Regions from separate parts of the Homo sapiens genome. Here region 2 is linked to region 1. Evidence: read pairs that join two places in POLR2A ChIA-PET (ENCODE). Cell type or tissue: A673. All regions are shown on one strand.

What was found. ChIA-PET counts read pairs that join two places held together with the same protein. Peaks named below come from ENCODE experiments on the same cell type or tissue, not always from the same donor. Only the 100,000 strongest peaks of a DNase experiment are listed, where the experiment ranks them.
Region 2: POLR2A ChIA-PET joins it to region 1 with 5 read pairs; 1 of 35 experiments calls an interaction of 5 or more read pairs at or near these places.

Annotation. Positions count from the first base shown.
Region 1 is chr3:142,584,713-142,589,712 of GRCh38, forward strand. No RefSeq gene overlaps it. Among named protein-coding and RNA genes, the nearest start is that of ATR, 8.5 kb to the left of the region's middle. In A673, a CTCF peak has its summit at 2,277 (motif pointing right); a DNase peak (open chromatin) is centred at 2,299.
Region 2 is chr3:144,284,154-144,289,153 of GRCh38, forward strand. The region is part of intron 2 of LOC105374140 (a long non-coding RNA gene); the gene reads left to right. Among named protein-coding and RNA genes, the nearest start is that of DIPK2A, 310 kb to the left of the region's middle. In A673, no CTCF peak of the experiment used is centred here; a DNase peak (open chromatin) is centred at 3,018.

The sequences.
Region 1 (5,000 bases):
CTATCCACTTTCCCCCAAATTCCCTTACCACCATTCTAGTTTTAGACCATCATCACCTCTTGCCTAAATTACTTCAACAGGCTTCTAGCTTGCCTATCTGCCTTTAGGCTTGTTTTTCTCTAACCCATTCTCCATACTTGAGGGGGAGAGAGTCTCCCAGACCTTTTATTTTTCCTGAAACGAGTCTCACTCTGTCGCCCAGGCTGGATTGCAATCATGTGATCTCGGCTCAGCTGCAACCTCTGCCTCCAGGATTCAAGCCATCCTCCCACCTCAGCTTCTCAAGTAGCTGGGATGACAGGTGCATGCCACTATGCCCAGCTGATTTTTGTATTTTTAGGAGAGATGGGGTTTTACCATATTGGCCAGGCTGGTCTTGAACACCTGACCTCAAGTGACCTGCCCACCTTGGCCTCCCAAAGTGCTGGGATGCTGGGATTTAATAGGAGTGAGCCACTGCGCGTGGCCATCTCCTAGCTTTTTTGTGTGTGTGTGTGTGTGTGTGTGTGTGTGTGTGTGTGATGGAGTCTCACTCGCTGGAGTGCCGTGGCACGATCTCGGCTCACTGCAACCTCCGTCTCCAGGATTCAAGCCATTCTCTTGCCTCAGCCTCCTGAGTAGCTGGGATTACAGCTACTGTAATCCCAGTGTGTGCCACCACGCCCGGTGAATTTTTGTATTTTTAGTAGAGATGGGCTTCGCCATGTTGGCCAAGCTGGTCTGGAGCTCCTGGCCTCAGGTGATCTGCTGCCTTGGCCTCCCAAAGTGCTGGGATTATAGGCAGGAGCCACCATATCCGGCCAATTTTTAATTTTTGTGGGTATATAGTAGGTGTATATACTTTATGGGGTACATAAGCTATTTTGATACAGGCACACAATGTGTAATAATCACATCAGGGTAAATGGGGTATCCATCACCTCAAGCATTTATCTTTTGTGTTACAAACAATCCAATTATATTCATTTAAAAATGTACAATAAATGTTTGACTGTAGTCACCCTGTTCTGCAATCAAATGCTAGATCTTTTTTCTTTTTTGAGACAAGGTCTCATCTGTTGTCCAGGCTGGACTACAGTGGCCTGATCTTGGTGTACTGCAGCCTTGGGCTTCCAGGCTGAAGTGATTTTCCCACCTCAGCCTCCTGAGTAGCTGAGACTACAAGTGCACACCACCTCAGCTGGCTAATTTTGGTGTTTTTTGTAGAGACGGGGGTTTTGCCATGTTGCCTAGGCTGGTGTTGAACTCCTGGGCTCAAGTGATCGGCCTGCTTCAGTCTCCTGAAGTGCTAGGATTACAGGCTCAAATACTTATTCTATCTAACTATATTTTGTACCCATTAACCATCCCTACCGCACACCCGTCACCCCCCCACTACCCTTCCCAGCCTCTGGTAACCATCATTTTACTCTGTATCTCCATGAGTTCAATTGTTTTTATTTTTAGCTCCCACAAATAAGTGAGAACATGTGAAGTTTGTCTTTCTGTGCCTGGCTTAATTCACTTAACATAATGACCTCCAGTTTCATCCATGTGGTTGCAAATAACAGGATCTCATTCTTTTTTATGGCTGAATACTACTCCGTTGTGTACATGTATCACATTTTCTTTATCCATTCATCTGTTGATGAACACTTAGGTTGCTTCTAAATCTTGGTTATTGTGAATAGTGCTGCAATAAACATGGGAGTGCAGTTATCTCTTTGATAAACCAATTTCCTTTCTTTTGGGTATATACTTAGCAGTGGGATTGCTGGATCATATGGTAGTTCTAGTTTTAGTTTTTTGAGGCACCTCCACACTGTTCTCCATAGTGGTTGTACTAATTGACATTCTCACCAACAGTGTACAAGGGTTCCCTTTTCTCCACATCCTTGCCAGCATTTGTTATCCAACTTTTTAAAAATTATTATTCAGTAGTACTCTTGAAATTTTAAAAATTTGTATCCTAATATGTGCACATTTTTATTAACCATATATAGTTCTACATCCTAATGTACATGAATTTCATGATAATGTAAATTTGAACATAATACAACTACTAATTGATTCCTGCATTCCTGTCAGCCCTCTTTTTATCATTTGGGGAGTAGGAGTTTGGAGGAGAGGGTGAGGCAGGAAGCAGAGTGGTTGGTGTGGATAGGTCCCAGTGTCCCTGGTATTTCCTAAGCCCAGTGTCACAGATCAAGTTGCCAAAGGGGCATCAGTCAGTGTTCTGGAATTCCAGTCAGCCATGTGTATAGAATTGTCCCCATTCATGATTAAACTAGAGTGGAAAATGACCACCAGGTGGTACTACAACCCAGTTGAGACTAAGATAGACTTGGTTCTCAGCCAGATGCCCAAACTCCTGGTTGGTTAGCTATGCAAGTTCCAACATAATGCAACAGTTTTACAAGTTCCTTTCTACATCCGAATGAACTTCAGTGGACACCTCTTGGTACACACACATTCAATAATATGCATTTTTAACAAGCTTCTAGATGATGCTGATGTTGTTTGGAGTTGTTCTACACAGCAGTCAGAGCAACCTTCTTAAAACCCAAAGACCACGACATTTCTCTTCTTTAATAGCTTGGCTATGTATGGAATATTGTCAGACATAGATAAAGGGTAAAAGGGGGCACATGTCTGTTAGTTTTCTTTGGGTAAAGCCTCAAATAATAGACAACATAACCACAAGCCAATATTCTGAAATTTAATAGTGCAGAATAGCCAAACTGCACCAATACACTTGTCCCATTTAGTGGAAACACTGCAAAAACCCATTACAAAAAAAAAGCCATCATAAAGTAACAAAATATTTAAGAAACTTAAAAGTAAGCCATTTGGCTTCCTATCCCTGTGGCAGTTTCACATCTACTAAGACTGTATTATAGAACTAACTAACACTCCACTGTATTTGGAGACAATTCAGAAATAAGGACATGGACTAATTCTTTATGTCTCCAAGAGATTTCTATTTCAGTAATGAATTATTGTCATTTTCATTGCTAGGTCCTGAGTATGACCCTAAGATTATGTAAAATATATCGGAATAGTATGATTATTTGTATTTGCGATTACTATTTTTACTTTTCTGAAAATACTTTCACCTGCTATTATCCTCCAAGTAGCTCTGTAAATAAAATGCAGAGAGGTTTCAGAGTTCTCAAAATTGAGCATGCATCAGAATCACCTGGAGAAATTCTGATTCAATCGGTCTGAAAGGAAACTCAGTAATTCGCATTTTTAACAAGCTGCTAGATGCTACTGCTGCTGGTCCACTGCCCACACTTTGAGTTAGCACTGTTTTAGGGTAGTGGTTCTTAACTTTGGCTACACATTGAATTTATGTGGATGAGAAGATTTTTAAAAAGTATCTGGGGACTCCCAGAGATTCTGATTTGATTAGGTTACGGCACTTACATGTATGTATATGCATTTCTCTACTTACCAGCAAGTTCAAGCATCTACTCATGTCTATTAATCATTTGGATTACCTTTTTTTAGTAAATTACCTGTTTAGAATTTTATCAGTTTTAATTTGGTTGTGTCTTTTTTATTGATTTATACAAACATTTTAACATATTATGAATTAAACCTTTTCTGATTTATATCTGAGAATATTATATCTTAGTCTGTCACTTGGCTCTTATGTAGGAATTTTAATTTTTATTATATCAAATCTACCCATCATTTCCTTTGTGTCTTCTGGATTTTAGTCTTGCTTAGAAAGGCTAACCACAAGATTTAAAATGTTCTTTTATACTTTTCCCTAACATTTTTGTACTTCAGTTTGCTAGTATTTGTTTTCCCATTTATCTACAGATCATTTTTGAAACAAGATCAGACAACTCATTTCCCAGACAGATAGTTCATATGTTGGTATTGAAGTCCCTTCTGCCACTTTCAAAATAAAGAGTTTAAGGGATCTAGATGATATACAAAATCTTTGAGAGAAACAGGCTTCATCATGAGTCTTCAAGAACTCCCCAAATTACCTGTCAAGGCAGCTGCTAACTCTGAAAGGATCAGGACGCTGCAGAATTAGGAATCTGCCCAAAGGGGTTCATGCCTTTCCTCTCTCTTCATGTAATACAAATTTGAATCAGTCTAACTTGGCTTGGTAAAACCTAAATCATTTTTGGAATCCTAGCTACAAGTGAATGTGGGAAATATTGGTTTTGGCTTTCCAGGAAGGCATCCAAGAAGACAGTTGGTCAATCCATGCATGGTATCTGTTACTATGTCACTGACTAGTCAATCATTCTCCTGTATTTTGAAATGCCCTTATTTTCATAAATACATCATAGATATATTTAATGAAAAGATATTTGAGGACAATCAGCAGCCTTTGCCACACCCCATAGCTCTTTCATAATTTGCCATCTGTTTCAGTTAATGTGGTATATGATCTTATTTTTTTCCAAATAAGTAAGGGCAAGGTATGGGGGGAGGGTGGAGAATGTAGAAAATTGCCTCAGGGCACCCTTATAGGCCCTAAAGCCATTTTTTTCTGCCACTGCTAATTGGGGTGACATCATTCTGGGATAATAGGCCAGCTTGATTTTCCAGTTATTAATCTATGTCTATTCTGAAACCCAGACCATTCATTTCATTTTTTAATTTCAGCTATCATATCATATATATAACATATATCATATATATCTCATATATATATATATATATATATTTTTTTTTTTTTTTTTTTTTTTTCTAACAGGGTCTCTGTCACCCAGGCTGGAGTGCAGTGGTGCAATTATGGCTCACTGTAGCCTCAACCTCCTGGGCTCAAGTGATCGTCCCACCTCAGCTTCCCAAGTAGCTGGCTGGGACTACAGATGTGTGTCACCATGCCTAGGTAATTTTTTTCTTTTTGAGATTGAGTCTCGCTCTGTTGCCCAAGCTGGAGTGCAATGGCGTGATCTCGGCTCACTGCAATCTCCACCTCCCGGTTCAAGTGATTCTCCTGCCTCAGCCTCCTGAGTAGCTGGGATCACAGGCACTCACCACCATGA
Region 2 (5,000 bases), 1.7 Mb after region 1:
TCTTGTAAATAATACCTCATTAACTTGGCTTCAAAAGATAGGATTTGAAGAAAGAATAAGATAATAATTGAGTTAGCTTGGAGAGGGGCAATTTTTTCCAAAGCGGGACACAAAGATAGCAACCATATAGAAAAAGGGCTGATTTGAATACATAAAATTTAAACTTCTGCATTACAAAATACACTAAATATAAAGTTAATATGTTTTATTATACTGGAAATATATTTACAACATATTCAACTGCCAACACGTTGCTATCCAGAATATCTACAGTTGCTATAAAATAGTAAGAAAAATAAAAATTATGCAGTTGAAAAATGTCACAAACATACATTTCAGTTCATCAAAATAGATAATAAAAACAAGCTAATATAGTTGATTAGAAAAAAGTAAATTAAAAATGAGATATCTTTACACATTAGATTGGCACAAGCTGTTGATGTTGCCAGGCAAGTAGTCTCTCTCATACACTCTGTAGGAGTGCAATATGGTGGAGCCTATTAGGAAAGCAATTTTACAATATCTATCAAAAGTTTAGCATTAACTATTAAAGTTTAGCATAATCTATTAAAAGTTTAGCATTTAACAAGTTCACTACCAAAATTTTACCTTATAGATGTTTTTATTTTTAACTTTTGTGGGTACATAGTAGCAGTATATAGTTATGGGATACTTGAGATATTTTGATACAGACATGCAGTGCATAATATCACATCATGGAAAATTGGGTATCCGTAACCTCAAGCATTTATCCTTTGTGTTACAAACACTCCAATTATACTCTTAGTTATTTTTAAATGTATGATTAAATTATTATTGACTACAGTCACTCTGTGTGCTATCAAATACTAGATCTTATTCATTCATTCAAAAGCTATGTTTTTGTATCAATTAATCATCCTCACCACCCTGCCCATTACCTTTCCCAGACTTGTAACCATCCCTCTGTTATCTATCTCCATGAGTTCAATCGTTTTGATTTTTGGATTCCACAAATAAGTGAGAATGTATAATGTTTGTCTTTCTGTGCCTGGCTTACTTAACATAATGACCTCTAGTTCCATCCACGTGGTTGCAAATGACAGAAACTCATCCTTTTTTTCTGGTTAAATAGTACTCCATTGCGCATATGTACCACATTTTCTTTATCCATGCATCTGTTGGTGGACACTTAGGTTGCTTCTAAATCTAAGCTATTGTGAACAGTACTGCAACAGACATGGGAGTGCAGATATCTCTTCAATATACTGATTTTTCTTTCTTTTACATATGTACCTAGCAATGGGATTGCTGGATCGTATAGCAGCTCTATTTTTAGTTTTTTGAGGAAACTTCAAACTGTTCTTCTTCATAGTTGCACTAATTTACATTCCCACCAACAGTATATGAAGGGTCCCTTTTCTCCATATCCTCACCAACCTTTGTTATTGCCCGTCTTTTGGATAAAAGCCATTTTAGCCTTACAGATTTTCTTCTAATATTGTACCATATGTTCAATAATAAATATTTTTTAAATGAACTAAACAACTGTCAACAGGGGAAATGTTAAGTAAATAAATATGTATAACTATTTTGTACAACCAGTTAAAATATAGAATAAAGGTATATGTATTTACATGGAAATTTTGGTGAATCACATTATTAAGGGAAAAATAAATTATATTTTAATATATAGATTTTCATCTCTTTCGTGTTAAAAATTAATCAAATGTGTGTGTATTATCATATAAATCAAACGATTTTTGTCAACTTAGTGGTTACCACCTCCTGTCGGGATAGGGTGAATGAAGAGGAATGTTGAGGTTTTGTCCTATAAATTTTTCTATTGCTTGAACTGTTACATTGAGAAATTACTTATAACCTATATAGTTGAAAAAAGAGAACAGAAAATGGGGAAAATAAATTGTAAAATATATATTGTGCTATGCTGCATAATGCCTGTGTTTTGAAATGCTTTTTTAAAAAATTTATAATTGTCCAAATATTTTGTTCAAATATTTTGGTCTGGTAGAGTTTGAGTTGTGATCACTGAAAGCATCACAACTTATTACTAACAATGTGTGCTTCAGTGTGTCATTATTTACAGCCTTTACATAGGAAATCGTTTGTCTCTACAGGAATTATTTCTGCTTCCTTCTCTTGGGACTCTTTACTAGGTAATGCAAACATTCTCATTGGGATATGTGATAAATATAATATTATGTAGCTAGTTCCTGATAATGCCTGTTTTACCACAGGGAAAATTCAGAGCCAGATTTGAGTGTATGGGTTTTCTTTTTCCATCAATGTGAAACCAAGAAGGAAATATGACATGCTCATATATAATAACTCTTTACAATATAGACAGCCCGTCACATAGGATTTGAAGCACTTTGCATGTCAGTGTTTTGTTTCTTCAGTGTCAGTCACTCAGCAGTTTAGGCTTCCATCTGATGGGAAGGTTTCACTATTAATCTCAATCACATCCTTACTCTGCTCAGAAATGTTCCACCATCAATCACTCATTACGTCTCCTTATTTTCTTGAAAGATGGTGTTATTACACAACTTGCCGCAGGCCATAGAAGAGATCAGATGTAATGCCTAGAGAGAAATACCAATTCCTACCAAACTTGTTGATACGAGCGCCAAACTATTTATAGTTTGCTCCCTCTAAGGAATCTCTGTCTTTTGCAGATCTAAGTTCAGATTTGCTACTTAAAGTATGGATGTGTCTTCTAATTCTAGAAAAATTGTCTGTATGTTTTATAAGGACCATTGAGGGTTGAGGGATTCTTCCTATTTAAGGAGTCAAAGAAACTGGGTACTGAACTCTGAAGTTGGATCTCAAGAGTGATAGATACCAGGGCTGTTCATAAATATTCAATTTCTTTCCTCTTCCCAGCATATGAAAGGGTTACATGATCTAATCCAATTGCAATTATATGTGACTAAACAACTCGTGTTAATCTTTGATATGTGAAGAAAGTGATGAGTATCTCTTCCAGGGGGCAGTTTTAAGGAGCTATTATGTACTTTGCTGTATTTCCCACCCCCAGCTCCCATAAGAGTTATGGGCACTGTTCCAGACAGTGGCTCCTTCATCAGCCTGTGTCCTAGAGTCAAAGCAGCATGAGGCAGAGCCACATGTGTGATGACATGTGACAGGGTGAGGAAAATCTTCACAAACTGATGTTGTAAGCCTTTGAAATTTTTGGATTGTTTATAGCATAAACTAGCCCATTGTAACTAATAACATTTTCCTAATGTCATTTTCCCCTGGTCTGAAATCCCAAAATTTCATAATGAACATTCTAAGCTCAAAAACTGTATAATTGCCTTTAACAATTTTTGTTTTATAAGTTGGTGTAATGTAACATTGATATTCTTAAAATTTGTGTGTTTAGAATCTTCTGTCTAAGATGACATTTAGTATTTCAGTTTTCTGACTAGGGGATTTTCATACTGAGAAATAAAATTAGTTATTATTTTATTCATGCATATTTCTCTTAAAAGTTAAACTGTGACTTTTTATTTTTTACCCACTCCTGGGAAACCTAACTAGGAATCACTGCAGGCATTATCTTTGTTATTCCTTCAATGAAAATTCTAATTGTTTCCCCATATCATGTTTGCTATTACTAAAAGTAATAACTATTATTCATTGAATGTCTGTGTTCTAAGCTTAATTTTTGGTTGTTTACACATGTTATTTAATTCAATCCTCATAACATCTATGCATGGTAGATGACAAACAGGCTCAGAGAGATTAAGTAACTGTAGTGTCCAGGAATGTTAGGAGAAGACAGCTAAAAATCTGAGAAAGAATGTTGAGGTAAAACAGAGACCAGGAGAGTGGTATTTAGAAATCCAGTGGAAGGAATCCATTTTAGGAAGTGCTCCAGTGTGCAAAATGTTGCTGATAGTTGCAGAAAGGTGAGGAATAAAAATTGACCAATGACAACATGGGAGCCATTTTGACCTTGACAAGAAAAGCCTTGGGGTAATGGTGGGACAAATCTGCCTGGAGAGAATAGGAGGGAGATGAATTAAAGATGGCAAGAGTAGACAGTTCTTTCAAGGAGTTTTGCTATAACCAAAAATAGAGAAATAGGACAGCAGCCGGAGAGAGAAATTATGCAGGGAATTTTTTATTTCAAAACATACACAGGAGAAATAATAACATAAGTGTATTTTCAAGAATGATCCAGCAGTATTTTGTAATTCTCACTGCAGAGATCTTTCACCTCCCTGCTTAGCTGTATTCCTAGGTATTTTATTCTTTGTGGCCTATTATGAATGGGATTGCATTCCTGATTTGGCTCTCAGCTTTGATGTTGTTAGTGTATAGAAATGCTACTTATTTTTGCCTATTAATTTTGTATCCTGAAACTTTGTTGAAGTTGTTTATCAGATCTAGGAGCTTTGGGGCAAAGACTATGGAGTTTTCTAGGTATAGAATCATATTGTCTGCAAAAGAGGTAGTTTGAATTCCTCTCTTCCTATTTTGATGGCTTTTATTTCTTTCTCTTGCCTGATTGCTCTGGGTAGGACTTCCAGTACTATGTTGAACAGGAGTGGTGAGAGTGGGCATTCTTGTCTTATTCCAGTTTTCAAAAGCGAATTCTTCCAGCTTTTGCCTATTTAGTATGATGTTGGCTGTGAGTTTGTTATAGATTGGCTCTTATTATTTTGAAGGAAGTTCTTTCAGTGCTAGTTTGTTGAGGGTTTTTAACATGAAGAGATGTTGTGAGAGCTGCAGGGGAAGTTATGTCTTCTGAAGGATCCCAGGGTTCAATTAGAGCTAGAAGATGAGGAACACACTGAGAGATGAGATTTAAGATAGACATAGGAATTTTTCTGATGACCTACTGTGAATCCTGGAGATCAGAGAGTAAGAATTTCAGGTCCTGGGGCAGGACGGGAGATGAGAGCACAATGCAGAGCCATTGGGAATTAGAGTCTGGCCTAAATGGGAATAACAGCATAATGAGATTAGACTTGGTGGGCATACCAAGGGGT